Regions from separate parts of the Mus musculus genome. Here region 1 is linked to region 2. Evidence: chromatin loops called from intact Hi-C (ENCODE). Cell type or tissue: gastrocnemius. All regions are shown on one strand. Each heading gives the region's core, and the rest is flanking DNA. Links, peaks and the distances in the headings are about the cores only.

Evidence for each region. Peaks named below come from ENCODE experiments on the same cell type or tissue, not always from the same donor. Only the 100,000 strongest peaks of a DNase experiment are listed, where the experiment ranks them.
Region 1: a loop joins it to region 2, with 2.7 times the contacts of the local background. A loop is called at or near these places in 1 of 42 quality-filtered maps.

The regions. Positions count from the first base shown.
Region 1 is chr6:124,752,097-124,759,897 of GRCm38, reverse strand. It overlaps Atn1 (atrophin 1), which reads left to right and starts at 3,411. Exons shown (of 10, transcript NM_007881.4): 1 at 3,411-3,602. In gastrocnemius, for the core only: no CTCF peak of the experiment used is centred there; DNase peaks (open chromatin) are centred at 1,845, 3,094, 3,528 and 3,826; H3K4me3 peaks cover 3,619 bases; H3K27ac peaks cover 3,166 bases.
Region 2 is chr6:124,913,253-124,921,053 of GRCm38, reverse strand. It overlaps Ptms (parathymosin), which reads left to right and starts at 3,108. Exons shown (of 5, transcript NM_026988.2): 1 at 3,108-3,494; 2 at 6,065-6,136; 3 at 6,341-6,419; 4 at 6,588-6,646; 5 at 6,822-7,379. The coding sequence starts at 3,450. The coding sequence ends at 6,872. It overlaps A230083G16Rik (RIKEN cDNA A230083G16 gene), which reads right to left and starts at 4,191. Exons shown (of 2, transcript NR_152158.1): 1 at 3,872-4,191. Gm38896 (a long non-coding RNA gene) reads right to left here and starts at 1,464. Exons shown (of 2, transcript XR_869424.3): 1 at 956-1,464; 2 at 316-425. In gastrocnemius, for the core only: a CTCF peak has its summit at 3,688 (motif pointing left); DNase peaks (open chromatin) are centred at 4,420, 4,930, 5,416, 5,761 and 5 more places; H3K4me3 peaks cover 4,799 bases; H3K27ac peaks cover 4,744 bases.

The DNA of each region.
Region 1 (7,801 bases), core at 1,575-6,574, 160 kb after region 2:
TACTGGTCCTCAACAGAATTCTGGATGGCTTTGAAATGAGAGTATCATGGCCACCAATTCCTTTGGAATACAGAACCAAAGAAAAAAGGGAGAGAAGAAATATTACGGGTACCAGGAGCTTGGGAATCCGACTTCTCCAGTAAAATGGATGCCACACCTGAAGTGCTCTCCAGCCTCCCCGTTAGCCAGACTGAGAGGATATCAGTGTGTAGACAGAGGCCCTCTAACCTTTCAGCTCCAGTGAGGCTGTGAGGTTGAAGCACCCAGCCCGCCTTGGGGGACAATCCCCCTAACATTACTATCCTTAGGGTACTAGGGCTCACGCTTGCAGGCAGCATCTGCCCATGAATAGCTGTGGCCATTAGGGGGAGCCCAAGTTCTGCAGGACACCTTACTAGACGCCAAGGTGAGGTTGGGGTGGGAAGAATTTCAAGGTTGCACCCTCTGCCCTCCTCCCGCGGATCCTCCCAAGTTCTGGTCCCAGGCTCCCTCAGACTTCCTTCTCCCTTTAGGGCTAACAGAAACTTGCACTGGTGAAGCCAGGAGCCACATCTCCCCACCCATCTTCTTGTATCCCCCAGCTATTTTCAGTTCAAAGAACTTCTTGCTCCCTCTCCTTCCCTGTGCCCTTGAATTCCTATGTAAGCTCCTCGTTTTTTTTCCCCCTTCCAGCACCCCTATATGGCCCCGGGGGCTCGCTACACTTCTCTGGGGCTGCTCTCTCAGAAACTCCTAGGCTTTGGTCAGGGCTATTGTGGCTGTAGCCACCATTCCTAACCCTTGTCTTTTCTTTCCTCCATCCTAGCTAGGTGCCTTTTTCTGACAACATTCCCAGCCCCCTTCTGGTACCAGGTTGGATTGGGTTACAGCTAGCTCTGCTTGGGCCTCCAAGGCCCCTCTCTACTTTCCTTTTGTGCCATTGCCTGGAGACCAGGTGATTGTAGGGGGCTGGGGCCAGAGAGGGAGCTGGGGTGAAGGATAGGGGTGGGGTGTATATTTAATGCTCCCAGCAGCTGAGCTGTGAGCCTGGTCTTGGGTACCAGAGGAACTGGAAGGTGTAGTGCTGGCTTCTTTTCCTAGTTCCATGCCTTGTCCTTCCCTAGGCCTACATTTTTCTTTTAGGCTTAGATAAGTTACCATCTTGGCTGTTGCCTTAGCGGCTAAACAAGGGTAGAGGTTGAGTCTGGAAAGGATTGGAAAGGTCCTAGGCCAGGCCTAGTGGGAAACTAAAGGAAAGAGAGGAAATGCTATGGGGAGAGGGGGGAGGGAGGAGGAGTCTCAGAGCAAAATTAGTTGGTACAGGGAAGGAACTAGGTCTATCTTAGAGCACAGAGAAAAAGACGTGAAGGGTACACAGGAGAGGACCTGGTCTCTGGGAGGCCCTGGAAGGGGACAAGCAAATGGGTATGGGGGTAAAGTGAGGCCCTGCAGAGGCAAGGGACTTCACAGTGGGGTGATGGGATATTTGTTCCTAGAGGAGCCAAGCATTCTTGCTTGGTCTCCCTAGTGCTTTGGAATCTGTGTAGAGCTTTTGGGTAAGTTCAAGAGCTTGGCTGAATCTGGCCTAAGGAATGGTGGTGTAAGACCTACTGGGTGGCTACTAGGCTAGCCGTTCTCCTCCCTTCCACAAAGGCAGTTTGCCCACTCAGTGTCCCCCACTCCACCCACTAGGTCTGAGCTAGGCTGGCCCCCTACAAGCTCTCTACCCCCACCTCCAAATCTGGTGAACTACTAAGGGCTCCCAATCCAGACTCCAGCTCCAGCTCTTCCGGGCTCCCAGCCTGCCTCCCTCCCTTTCTCTAGCCTTCCCAATTTCAGCTGCCAAAAATCACCCTGTCTCTAGTGTCCTTTGTCCTGAGAGATGTTGCTGCTGGTTTGGGGCCAGAGAAGGAGCCCAGAAGAAGGCACCACTGGAGTGATGGGGGTGCTGACTTCATGGCTGTAGGTTGGGCATGGCTGGCACGCTGACTGGAGAAGAGTTGGGAGGAGCATGCTGTAGTCTGTGCTGGGGACTACTTCCATATTACAATTGTTATGGGGAACCTGGGCACCCTAAAATGTATGTAGGTCCTTTCCACCTAATCCCCCACTTCATCCCTTCTGTGACCATGACCAAAGATGCTACTAGTAATGACTTCAGACTTGAGAAGGTCTAGTTCAGGAACCTCGAGAAAATGAAGGGCCCAAAAGTGAAGTGCCACCTCTTAGTTACCTCTTCCACACTAGGGCCTGGACCCCAGTCTGTCACTCCTCCAGGGTTCTCCCTCCGTCTCTAGCTCCTCTCTTTTCCCATCACTGGCCCTCCCACCACGTTGCCACAAAAGCCCTATTTATCTTGTGTTTCCTTCCAGACCTCTCTAATTCATTCTCCTCCACTTTATTTGCCAAAGGAAATAGTTCTTAGTTCGATTGGAAGTCCCCACATTCATGTTTACCAACCCAGCCCACCCCAGTCTCCCTCTAGAATAGGCATCCTCTGCCCTCCACCCCTCTTCTGAGACTTCTCATGCCTTCTCTCCCACAGAGGGATCTCCGGACTTGCCTCCAGCTTTCCTTCATCATTCCCAAATTCTTGTGGTTTGCATTCTTCTCAACACCAATCACTGCCTTAAACGCTTATCTCTTCCAGAAACACCATTCTCCTAGTACGTCTTCATCCTTTCCCGCCCAGGTCCACAAACTTCCATCGTAGGCTCTCCAAAATAGCTCCTAAACCCCTCCAGCCTCTACTTCTGGCCCTTCCTCTCCATCTTTCCAATACAGTCCCATTATCCAAATCTCTACTTCATAATTCCCCAAACTCCACCTACTTCACCCCTGCCACAGCCCCTCTTGTCCCCAAACTTCTCCAGCCTCCCCAGGTCTGCCTTCGCAGTCCACAGCCCCTCCCACCCAGCCCTCTCCCGCGCGGGGCCCGCGAGCTCCCCACGCTCTGCGCAGCGAGGCCCTCTCTCTCTGCGCCCCGGCCGGCTTCGGCCAACTCGCCCGGCGCCTCCCCTTCCCCGATCCTCCGCCCCCCGACTGCCGCGCGCTCCCTCCCTCGCGTCTCCTCCGGGCCCCTCTCTCTCCTCCGTTCCTCCGCGCTCCCTCCTTCTCCCTCTTCCTCCCTGCTCCCATCCCCCTCTCCCGAGCGCCCTCCCTCCGCCGTCCGCTTTCCTGTGCGAGTCGCCGGACGCGCCGCCCAGCCTGTCCGTCCGCCCGCAGCCCCGCGCCCGACCGGGGCCTCGGGCCAGGACGCGTTTCGGGGTGGCAGGCCTCGGGGCGGGCTAGGGGCGCGCGGCACCAGCGGCGGGAGGGTCGGGGGTCGCGGGCCTCGCCGGGACCGCGAGTGCGGGCGGAGGCGGGCGGTGCGGCGGGGGCGGGCGCGGGCGGCGCGTTCCGGGCGGGAGGGCGGGCGAGGAGCGCGAGAAGCCGATCGGGGCTGCGCGGGGAGCCGGGCATGGGGGCCGCCCTCCGGGGGGGCCGGGGCCGCCGCCGCCGCCGCCGCGGCAGCGACTGAAGCCGCGCTGTAAGGAGGGGCGGGGAGTGGCCGCCGCCGTCCCCGGGAGGCGCCGGAGCCCGACCGCACTCGCAGCCAGCCAGCCGTCCCGAGCTGCTCGCAGGTAAGGTCCGCTGCCGCCGGCCCGGGCCGCCCCGTTCCGGCCCGCGGCTCCCCGCCCCCACCCCTCCCGGTCCCCCCTCCCGCCGCCGCCTCCATTTGTTATTTTCCCGGTCGCGTTCCCTCATTGCGGGCACGACCGGGCCCGAGGCTGGGGACTCAGGGGGTGGGGCCGCCCGGAGGAGGGACGCGGGCCTGGGAGTCGCGAGCTCGGGAGGTGGGGGGAGGAGGGTTTTGGGAGGAGGGCTGACGGGGCCGAGCGTCGCCAGGACCAGAGCCTAAAGGGGAGGAACGCCGAGGTGGAGACTTGGCGGAGGTAAACCGGGGGATGCTGTGCGGGTGGTTCGCGGAGAAGGCAGGACGGATCGGAGAGATGGCAGCGAGGTGGGGCGTGAAGGCTCCAGTAACCCCACAGGCCCAGCACCGGGTTTCCAGGTTGCGGGTCTTGGGAACAGGGAAAGGGGTGTGGTAGGTGGTAAAATGAGGGTTGTAGCTGCCGAGACGGGGGATTGAACCTGGGGGGAATGGAGATGAACCGGGAGAGGCCCAGCTTTGAGAAGACCGACGTTTTTTGGGGTGGAAATGGGAAGGCCATATCTTTTGTGACTCAGTTTTCTTTCCCCCAATCCTGGTCACCTCTGACCCCGTTTTCCTAATCCCAGACCTAGTTACTTCGTGAAGGGGGGGCACTGAGTCTTGGTAGTGTGAGTCCTCCTAACACGAATAAGAAAGGCAGGGATACTGAAGGGAGAATTGGGAAGGTTGGGAGGATGGGAAAGAAGAGAAGATTGGGCAATCATATAGGCATTCCAAGGAATTGTGACCTCCACCCTCACCCCCAGAGCATTGGCTGTCCCATAGGAGGACTTCCTTACTGCCTTGATCTCAGAGATCTCTTTGTGCCTGGGGTAGGTTACCCTAAAGCTCCCTTTCCTGAAAGGTTGGAGTTGCTCTGGCAACTAAGGTGGTAATAGTGGCTGCCAGATGGACCCCTGGGATGGTCTCTTGGGGGGCACTTTTTTTTTTTATCCATTTTGTTGCCATGGTAGTGAGACAGTGGGAAGTCCAATAGGTGGGGATTCAGTATGTAGATTGGGCCTCTCTCAGCCTGTAGCTTTGTCCTTGGTGGGTCTCCGGGAGATGTTTCTGGTGTTGCCCCAAGTAGGGTTTCCTAAGGAGGCATCCCTTCTCCTCCAGAAGTCTATTGGAACAAGTAACCCTGTTGCTTGCAGGTCATTCCTGCAAGCCTCTACCTGGGTATGGTGCGAAGATGAAAATGTTGTTGTTCAAACTATATTGTCTTGGGCTGGGGGTAGCTCAGTAGCAGTGTTATTTCCTAGCATGCATACAATAGGCCCTGGGTTTGAGCTCCAGAACCAAAAACAAAATAAAAAAAAAACAACCAAGTTACATCACCGCGGGCAATTTCTGTCGGCCTCTACCACTCTTATTGTCTTATAAATGGTTGACTCTTTAAACTACTTTATCTCCTTGAATTCCTCTTTGGGTCTCTCTTCCTTCTTTGTCAGTTCTCAGGGTGACCCTTTCATTCAACTGATCTTTGGCCTTTTTTTCTGAACCTACAAATGTAGCGTAGCTCTCCATGCCTGTCTGGGTGAGGGTGGCCCAGGGGCGATGGCTATGAGAGAGGTTAGAGCAGAGCAGGATGCTCTGGAATGGGGGCTGGGAGACCGATGTCCCTCTGTGACCTTGGGCAAGTCACTTCTCTTGTCTTTGCGCTTCACCTTCTTGGTGTGATGAGATGGCCTCTAGTTCCTGCAACAGACCTGGGTTCTAACCAGGCTGCATTATCTGCTCCTCTGTGCTTTATGGATGTCTTGGTCATTTTCACCTGATTGTTAATGTGGCAGGTCTAGAATGGATTTGGGGTGGTTGGTGATCCTGGAATACATCTTGTAAGCTCTTCCCAGGAAGTCTGTGACATGGTCATTTTCTGACATTCCTGTCATATTTGCTCCTTACTTTTTAAAAATTTAATTATACGTATGTATTTATTTTGTGTGTGTGCTACAGTGCACATGTGCAGGTCAGAGCGTGACTTGAGTTGGTTCTCTTCTACCATGTGGGTTCCATGGTCCAACTCAGGTCATTGGTTTTAGTAGTAATCTCTGTTTGTTGTTTTTGAGATGGGCTTTTAGCCAAAACTGTCCTTGAACTCACTGCCTAAGGAAATGACCTTGAGTTTCCCTCTATTTGCAGTCCTGAGATTGCAGGCCTGGACCACACCCTGTTTTATAAGGTGCTGGGGATCTAACCCAGGCCTTCTCGGAATCTCACCTCTGACCCACACCCACTTCTCTTAGTTTTCTTCCCTCTGCCTACCCATGGACTCTTTTCTGATTTCTTATTTCCCTGCCTTCCAAGTTTTGGTCTTCCTTGCTTTCTTTTTGCCATAAGGTGATGAGGGCAAATGTGTGTTGTTGTACATGGTAGGTGCTTCTAAGTGTTAGACAGAGACAGCCTTCTAAGTGTCTAAGTGTTAGACAGGCAAGATGAAGCGCCACGTGGCCAGTTGGTTTTAGAGTCCCACTGTACCTGTGTTAGACTTAACCTACGATCTGACCCCAACCTCTTCCCAGTTCCATTCCTTCTTCTGCCGATCCCAGGAACTTCTTCCCCATTGAAGACTGTTTTTCTTTCAGATTTCAGCTGACTAAAAAAGGTAAGAAGGTGATTGCTCTGTTCTCCAACAAATTTTGTTGTAATTTTTGACCTTTTGGGTCTTTTAGGATCCAAACTAGCTTGGTGACCAGGCTCTGTGATGAGAGGAGACTGTCACTAGGCTCTAGGGGTCCTGATAAGGAAACTAGCCACAGGTGGTCATCTCTGTTATCCTTGTTACCGTACTCTCTTCTGTTCAGTACTGTTCTTTGGACATTTGCTTCTTCTCCATCCTCTTGTTTTTCCATCTGTAGTTTTATGTGTTGAGAGGATTTCATGAAACTTAGACTGGCTTTGAACTTGCTATTTGCCGAGAGTGGCTGGTCCTGCCTTCACCTCTCAAGTGCTGGATTTCAGGAATGCGTCCCGTGTCTGGTAATGCATACTCTGTTAAAAACCAATCCACAAACTATCTAGAAAGTGTAATTGTAGCTATAGTTGAAGTACACTAGTTTGCAGGGCAAAGCATCAGTTGAAAGTTTGGACTTGGGGCTCTGTCCCATCCATTTTGTGCCCCCTTAGGAATAAGTAGTTAAGTTTCCTGGAAAGGTTAGACTCACTGGTTCCTCATTGCCTGCCTCAGTATGGCCCAGGGGTGATGGACAAAGAGTAATCACCTTGTGTTCCTTAGAGAAAGTACATGTAAAAATGTCATTAACCTGTACCTGCCAATTCAGAATGAGTGGGTAAACTGAGTCTGTTCTTTCCAAGGTTCCCAGCTAATTAAAAAAACCTGCTTAGCCCAGGGTATGCCAGTAATTTCAGCACTTGAGACCCTGTCTCAAAAACACAAAACAATAACAACCAAAAAGATCTACTGACATTCACGTGGTTTGACAACAGTACACTTGACTGGGTGAGGCGCTCCTGCCGAGCCTGAGATGGAAGATTCTGCATTTGTAGCCTGCATAAGGTGCATAGGGTGATTCTGTCTCAGATATGGGCAAGACCCCGTATGTCTGTACATGACATCAGGAGAAAGTATAAAAAGGAAAACTATGACAATAGCATTTTTCACTCTTAAAATATCTTACAGGCTGGGGCTTGGTAGTGCACACTCCTGCTCTCAGGAGGCAGAGGCAAGCAGATATCTGTGAGTTCAAGCCCAGCTTGGTCTATATGTTTCAGAGAAGGAGGTAAAGATAGAGAGAGAGAGTAGAGTGAGAGGGGACCGGAGAGGTGGCTCAGTTGTTTAGAGCACTTGTTGCTCAGTCAGAGGATGCAGGTTTTGTCCTCAGCACCCACATGATAGTGCACACATCCTAACTCTACTTCCAATGAATCTGCTGTCCTTTTCTGACCCCCACAGGAACCAGGCACACACATGGCACACATACATTCAGGCAAACGTTGATACATAGAAAATTAAACTCAAAAAAATTATGGGTAGTATTATGAAGTAGTTTGGCTCTTAGCAACTAGAAATACAGTTCAGTGTGCTAGCCTGGCACTCTTGAGGCCCTGGCTCAGTGCTCAACACCAGGTAAGCCTGTAATCCCAGCACTGGGGGAGTGGAGGCTG
Region 2 (7,801 bases), core at 872-5,871:
AGTGAACAAAAGATTTAATAAAGGCTAAGGGAGATGGCCCAGCTCTCTGGACTTGTGTGCTCCACTGCCTTGAGTGACACAGGCTCTCCTCAGCACTGATCGGAAGAACACAGGCACACTGACTACGGAACTGGAGACCTCACTAAGAAGGAGTCTGAAGCAATTAGAAGGGAACACCTTCCACACTTGAGAGCAAGAGCAACTTCTAGGAACTCAGCCAGATGTCATAGCTTCCAGGGGGCTCCGGCCTTTCTTGTTCTTCTCACCTTGGTCTCTTCTTTTTCCCACTTTCAGAAGATGTGTAAGCACAGGTTGTTTTTTTTTTTTTTTTTTCCCCACTCAACTCGTGGGAAATGTCTCAACTGCATGGTAGAGTAATAGAATTCTAGGAATAGGCAGGCCTCCACAAAACCTCAAGAGTACTTCTATGGAGCGAAGCAAAAGAAGCAAACGTTGGCATTTGACACCAGTGACCCGAGGTACAAAGACAGACCTTAAAGGGCCACTCTGGTGGGTTCTCTGCTCAACATCCCATTTCCTTCAAATTCACCTCAAGTCTCCCAGCTGCTTCCTGAAAAAGCAGAACTTTAGGAGACTCTGGTCTGTGCTCTAACCAGATAGAAAGGATAATGGGTGGTTCCTCCGTTATTCATAGGAAGGGATTTAGAATCGGCCTTCCAGGCCTGTAGAATGACCCCCAGCAGTCCCTGAAGACCCTAATGTCCAAGTTCTTAGATTTCTATGCACTCCCTTGGGCCTTGGGGCAGGATTCCCATTCTCTGCCTCGCCATCTCCCTGGAATTTTCCACTGCAGCTGCCTCCGCTCCCAGACACCCCTCCCTGGGCAAAATTCCCGGCTCCCTCCGCCTCCCCTTCCCTAATCACACCTCATTCCCACCCCCAGCCTTGAGGCCCAGCCCACAGTCCAACCCACTCCCCAAGGTCCGTCCCACACCTCACTGCAACCCTGGTGGTCCCATCTAAAGAAATGGGAAGATAGGCCCTTTATGAGAGGGTAAGCCCCCTTTATGAGAGGGTCTCAATCTCCTTCCTAGGCCAGAGTGAAAAGACAGTGGTGGGGCTCGTCCCCTGTGGGGCGGGAGTGGGGGGAGTGGCCCTCTTCACATCCCCTTATAAGGCAGGGCAAACAGTTAGAATCTTGGATTGGCTGATTCAAATGAGCATTCCACCTGGCAACAGGGTTTCTATTGGCTCTCGGGAAAAACAGGAGGAAGGTGGATGGAGGTTGTTGGTGGCGGTGATTGGAGGGGGGAGGGGAGTGGAGGTGACCGGAGTTGAGGGCGGTTACCAGGGCAACAGGGTAAGAGCCCAGCAGGGTGTCCGAGACAGCAGGCGGGGCTGGGAGGTGGAGTAGAGAAGGCAGAGAAAAAAGAAGGCGGGAGGGAGAGGAAAGAGACCAACCCAAAGGGAGCGAGGCTTGGGGGGGGGGGGGCGTTATGGGGTGAGGGAGGGGAGATAAATGAAGCAAGAAAGGGTACAGAGATGGAATATGGTGAGAGATTGCTATAGACATCAGTCACTGAAGTCTGAGAAGCGCATTGAAAAGGGGAAATGGAGAGATCTCAGAGAAAAGGTGGACCGAACCCTGCCAGGAAAAACCAGGGTGGGGCGCAAAGATTTATGAGACGAAGAAACTGAATTAAGAGTCAGAGAAACCAGGAGATGTGTATGAGAGATCAAACGATGGTGTGTTGACACGCTCACATGCTAAATGATGATGGAAGACCAACAATGGCTTCCCTTTTTTTCTAATTGGGGGGGGGGGTCGGGAAGGGGCAAGATGTATTGCTCAGGATGCCCTCAAACTAATGGCAATCCTCCTGCCTCAGCTTCCCAAGTGCTGAATAGGTCATCTGGCTAAAGGTGATGTTTTTTATTAAGGAAATAAAAATGATTAGGAAAAGGTGAGGGGTAATAATGACAGATCACACACACACACACACACACACACACACACACACACACACACACACCCCAAAGACAATCTTTTCCCAAAGCCCAGCCTTCTTCTTCATCCACCGTTCGGGCCTCAGACTGACAGGCCAGCCCGTCTCTTTCTGAATCTTAGGGTTCTCAAAAAATTATCTAAAGATTCTGAACCTAGGGGTGAGGCGCTGAGGACAAGGAACCCCGTATCTGGGCCCGTGTGTGCAAAGGACAATTGAATTCAGAAAGACTGGGGGGAAGACAGAGAAGAGCTACGAGAGGGAAAATGTACAAGGACAATCGGAAAGAGTTGAAAATTAGCTAAGTTTATAGGGCCAGGTGATAATCAGGTAAGAAAACAGTGTTATCTGGAGCAAAGTAAATTGAGACATAAGAGATGTAGATGGTTGTAAGGGAGGGGTCTCGGTCTATATGAATGAAGAGGTGAAGAGAAACACAAGAACCAGGCAATTAAGTGAGGTGAGACAGGTAAGAGGAGAGAAGAATAAAGAGGCAGACGAGAACATCAGAGGGCCCCTCACATCCCCCGAAACAGACTGGAAGGAACCCGACAAGGACCACAAATGTCAAGTCCAGCCGAGAGGCCCAGGCTGTCCTTTGTACTCTCACTTTCCTCCTCAAGGCCACCTAGAGAAGGCGGACAGGAGCGAGAAATGGAAGTGGCTCTGCAGCCTTCTTCCTCTCCTTTCAGCTTTTGGTTTCTCAAATACCTGCCCAGCCTCTACATCTACAGCCCCACTCCCTGCACCCCCACTTTAGCAAAATCCCAGGGCTAAAAGGAGGAGGTCAGCAGGAGTCTGGCCAGTCCGCCCCCAGGAGCCAGACTCCAGCTTGCAGGCAGTAGGCTGGCATTTGGAGCGGTGTCTCCCCGCAGGAACCCCACCCCTTCCCACCTCCTCGCCCCACTCCGCTCGCTCCCGAACCGTCAGTCTCTCCATTCCCCCGCCCGGTCTCGTCCTTCCTCCTGTCCCGCTCGCTCTCCCGCCCTTCGCTTTCATCCTCCTATCCCCACCTCTCCAACCTCCTCTTTCATCCCCCTCCCCTCTCCTCTCCTCCCCGCTCTCGCCTGCCCCACCCCTGGGAAGCCCCTCCCGTCGGGCAGCGCCGCCTTAAAAGCGGGTTCCCTTCCCGGGGGCGGCAGCGGCTGGTCGGCGGCAGCTCTGCTGGTGCGGGGGCGGCGAGCAAGACCGAGCGACCGCGACCGGAGCGCGCCGGCCACCGCCCGCATCGTCCTCCCGCCTGCCCGCCCGCCCGCCCTCCGGACGGCCGCAGCCCTGCGGGTCTCTGCTCGGGACCCACCCCCGCCCCACCCCGCGCGCCTCTGCCGCCTCTTGCAGCGAGCCAGCTTGCCGAGCGGCCGTCGCTGCCGCTGCCGCCGCCGCCACCGCGCCAAGTTCCGGCCGCGGCCACCCTCCGCCGTCCAGGGCTCCTCCGCCTCGGCCCCGGGACCCCGGCTCCCTGCCAGCCCCGGCCCCGGCACCATGTCGGAGAAGAGCGTGGAGGCAGCGGCCGAGCTGAGTGCCAAGGTACGGGCAGGGGCGGCGGCGGCGCGGCACCCGGGCGGCCCCGGGATCGGCGCGGTCCTTCGCGCCCGGTCGCCCCCGACGGCCCCGAGCGGCCCTGGCGCCCGGTCCCCGCGGACCCCGCTGCGCCCTCCCCCCGCTCGGAGCCCGGCGCTGCCTATCCCGCTCGGCACCACCGGCGCCCTCTAGCGGCCCAGCGCGCCGTGGCTCGGGCCTCACCGCCCGGCCTGCGCCCGGCCCCGCCATCCCCACCCCTCTCGTGCCCTGCCTGCCGCGCCCGCCTCTGCCCGGTCCGCCTTCTCGTCGGAGAGCGGCGCCTCTAGCTTCCCGGGCCCCATGTCCGAGCCGAGCCCCCAGGTCTCTTGCCACTATGACCTCACCTTTCCTCTGCTAAGCGGTTTGGGATCCTCAAGTGTAAACAGGACTCTCCCGGGAGGCTACTCCTCGGCTCCTCCCCTTGCCGCCCGACCGTCTGTCCTCGTCCCTGAAGGGCTGCTCCTCTCCACCCCCCCTTTTTAATTTTTAAAAAAATTTTTTGCCCATCTTCATTTGTTCTTCCTCTACTACCGATTTCCATTTTTTTTCCATTATCGCCTCCCCTCATGTTGAATTTCTAAAAATCAGAAAGACGGAGAAACGAGCCTTCGAAAAAGCTGGAGCTCAGCATCGCCTGACCATACGTCAAGCTATCTTTGCTCTCAGCAGCTGCCTTTCCCGGCCTCATCCCTTTGCCCTTGTCTCTCTTTCAGCCTTCCTCTAATTTCCCCAGGGAAACTGCGGAGTGCCGCTTAGGGAAATTAATGCGGCCAGGCTTGGGGGCTGGGAGCCCAGTCTTTTTTTTTTGGGGGGGGGGGCGCAGTATAGTTCTCGAGGTCCAAGTGGAAGGAGGGAGCTGATAGGATGAAAGGCAGTGGGAAGAGGGGACATGTGAGATCTGATAAGGTGTGCCTGTGTGGCCCTCCGGTGGGTTGTGCGGTGGCATGTGACTTCACCGAGTAGGCGTCTTTGTATGTCTGAGATCCAGCGAGTGTGTGGGACCGCCCGTGTCAGTTACATGTGTGCATGCGGAGACTGACTGAGATGTCCTGGAGGCATGTTGTTGCTTTGTGAGTGGCTACAGTGTGCTCCTGTGAGACTGTGCCAGAATGCCCAAACATTGGGCCATGTGTCTACAGAGTGAGTGGGTGCTCCCCTGCAGATGTGTGAGTTGGTGTTAGCCTGGGTGAGCTTCTGTGCCCCTGGAGAGGCCAGAGAGCTGCTTAGCAGCTGGGGGCAGGTCACATACCCTCCTGGACAAGAGATCATGGAAGGACAGTGACCAGGACAGGACCCAGGAGGAGAGGGGCCAACCCTGTGGACTTTGGTCTCTGGTATTCTCTCTCCCTTCCCCTCACCCCTCCATCAACCGCAGTAGAAAACTCAGGCCAGGGCCTGGCTCATGCTAAGCTGACTTAGTTCCTGCCTGGCCCGGGAGTGTATGAGAAAGCCCACCTGGTAATACAAGTGCCCAAACCCACCATGTGACAGAGAAGGAACGACAAATCAGAATGAGGAACCATGTCTGGTGTGAGAGGGTCCAAGTGTTTTGTGCTCTTCCTGAAGGGAGAAGGGAGTGGAGTGTCCTCAGGCCAGTCATTTTGGCACCTCTTCTACCTCAGTCTTGTTCTAGAAAGGACACGTACCTCTGGGGTGATCTACTTAGGAGAACTCCGGCCCACTTGGGATCGTGTACACAGAGTTGCATACTAACGTTAGATAAGAGCGGAGGAGAAGGTGGCCCCTGCCAAGGAGACATGGGATCTGTATGGGGTTGGAAGGCTGGTGTGTCCAGAGGGGCTTACCCACTGTCAGAATAGAATAGGACCTGCTGGGCTTTTGGAGTGAAGGCAGACAGCCTGGTGGGAGGGACTCTGGGCAGGTAACTCCCACCTGCCCGCCCGCCCCGGCGCACACTTGTTTGTTGTGCTTCCTCCTTCCTTGGCGGCAGGAAGGTGGAGCGCGCAGGGAACGCCGAGACTGGTTAGATTGGGGATAGAAACCGATGTGGGAACACGTTAGGGTGATCGCCACATCCCTGTGCCGTTAGGCCAGGTAGGAACAGGAGGATTAGGGAGACACAGCAGGGAAACAAAGACCCCAGAAGCTGACGGAGAAGCTGGGAGTGATGCCCAGGAGAGAGAGTACTTAGGCAAAGGCCCCTGAGGTAGACAAAAGGCAGAGCGGGGGCAAGCAGAGAGGGTGAGGGGGTGGGGCAGCCAGGCTGCCAGCAGATGGGGGATTTGCTTTGTGGAGCTCAACTCTTAAGCCAGGGGAGGTTCGGAAGAACTTGATGGGGTGGGAGCCTCAGCGACTCTGGCCACTTATCATCACTTGCCCACATCCCTGGGGGCCCTAGGGGACAGAAGTCTCTAGTATCAGCCAATTATGGCCCATATCTAAGGACCGGAGGACTCCAGTTGTGTCTCAAACTATGGCCACCTTCACTTACTACCTTTGACCTAGCTGCAGAGTTGGAAGCACTCGAGGGCTGTCTGTCATCCTTGCTGAGAGAAAGGTGACCTTCTGTCTTGCAGGACCTGAAAGAAAAGAAGGACAAGGTGGAGGAGAAGGCCGGCCGGAAAGAACGGAAGAAAGAAGTAGTGGAGGTGTGAAGGCAGCAGGGGGAAGATGACTGCGCTTGCCCAAACATCCTTCCTGCCCCCCTACCTTCTGGGGGTGCTGGGGTCCTGCCATTCTCTCGACCTCTTCTCATTCCTTCCCTACCCTGAGACTCCTAGGCCCCTTTACCACCCAGTGAGTGGCAGCACAGCTGGCTTGACATCCATCACCCCTTGTCTTGGTCCCCATAGGAGGAGGAGAATGGAGCTGAGGAAGAGGAAGAAGAAACTGCAGAGGATGGAGAGGATGATGATGAAGGGGATGAAGAAGGTAGGGATGGGTAGGGAAGGCTGGGCTGCAAAGTTGAGACACAAAAGAGCAGAGCCAGGGAGCAGTTGAAGACTGGACACTGGGATAGAAAGGGGTGGGTGTGGGTGTACGCGCGCGCGTGCCCAGAGCCTCCCAACCTTCCCCAGTGACTTGTTTCTGGCTCCTCAGATGAGGAAGAAGAGGAGGAGGATGAAGGCCCCGTGCGGAAGAGAACTGCTGAAGAGGAGGTTTGAGCTGGGTTGGAGCCTGAGGGGCTGTCAGGAATATATCAAGGGCTGGGTGGCCTTTGGATTTGGACCCAGGTCCTTGTGGGTAGCATGGATAGGCAGGGGCCAGAGCAGGGCCAGCAGGAACGGGGAAGTCTCCTTTGTACAGCTACTTCAACTCTTATCCTCTCCACAGGATGAAGCAGACCCCAAGAGGCAGAAGACAGAAAACGGGGCGTCGGCATGAACCCCTGCCCGTGGGCTTGGGGATGGGAGGCCCCTCAGGTCCTGGAGGTGGGGCGGGAACACACAAATCCAGCCCCCTTTCTCCTGGCTCCCTGCTCTGGCCCTGCCCCAGAGCTGTGACCCTTGTCCTTTGACCCAGCCTCTCATTTCCATCTCTCCAGACACTGCTCCTTCACCCTCACTGCCACCGGTCCAGCTCCTGACCCGCCTCATCTGAGCTCCCCAGCCAGCCCTCACTTGCCCTAGCATTCTTGTTCTTCTTTCCTGCCTTCCCTCACCATCCCATATGTTCCGGTCCCTGCGAAGCCTCTCCTTGCCCTCTACACCCCGAGCCTCTCAGCCTGCCCTTCTTTCTCCTGCCTGACCCCTGGGTCTCCCTCAGATTCCCTCCTCTCAGACAGCGCCAGGCCGGGGTGGGGCTGGGGTTGGGGCCAAGCCCCGAAGCTGCCCCCTCCCCTTTTTGTATAATTTAATAAAGAAACGGTCGCGCTTCTGTTTTTAACCCGTCTCCTGCTTTCCCGCAGTCCGGTCAGTGCATGAAAGGGTGTAGAGGGCGTGGCTGACCTCATACCCAGATTATAAGAGACATGGCCAGTCCTCGGAGTGGGAGCTCAAGGTCTTCCTCTGGGGGCTGACATACGTCCTGTTTTTGGGCTCCTGGGGAGGTTTCTCCTCAGCAGTGCACACTATATCATGTTAACTCACGTAAGATCTAGACTCTGCTGAGCCCAGTGGAAAGCTTCCAGCTCCATTGTGCTGAACCAGGCAGATAGAAACAGGAAGTCCTGCCCCCAAGGTGGAAGAGGCTGTTAGGCCCATGTCTCAACCTAGAGTTTGGAAAGAGAACTCCCAAGCATGGACACATTTTTGACTCGTGGGAAGCAGAGTTCTCATACATGGGCGGCAAAAGACTCCAGAGTTAGTTATCAG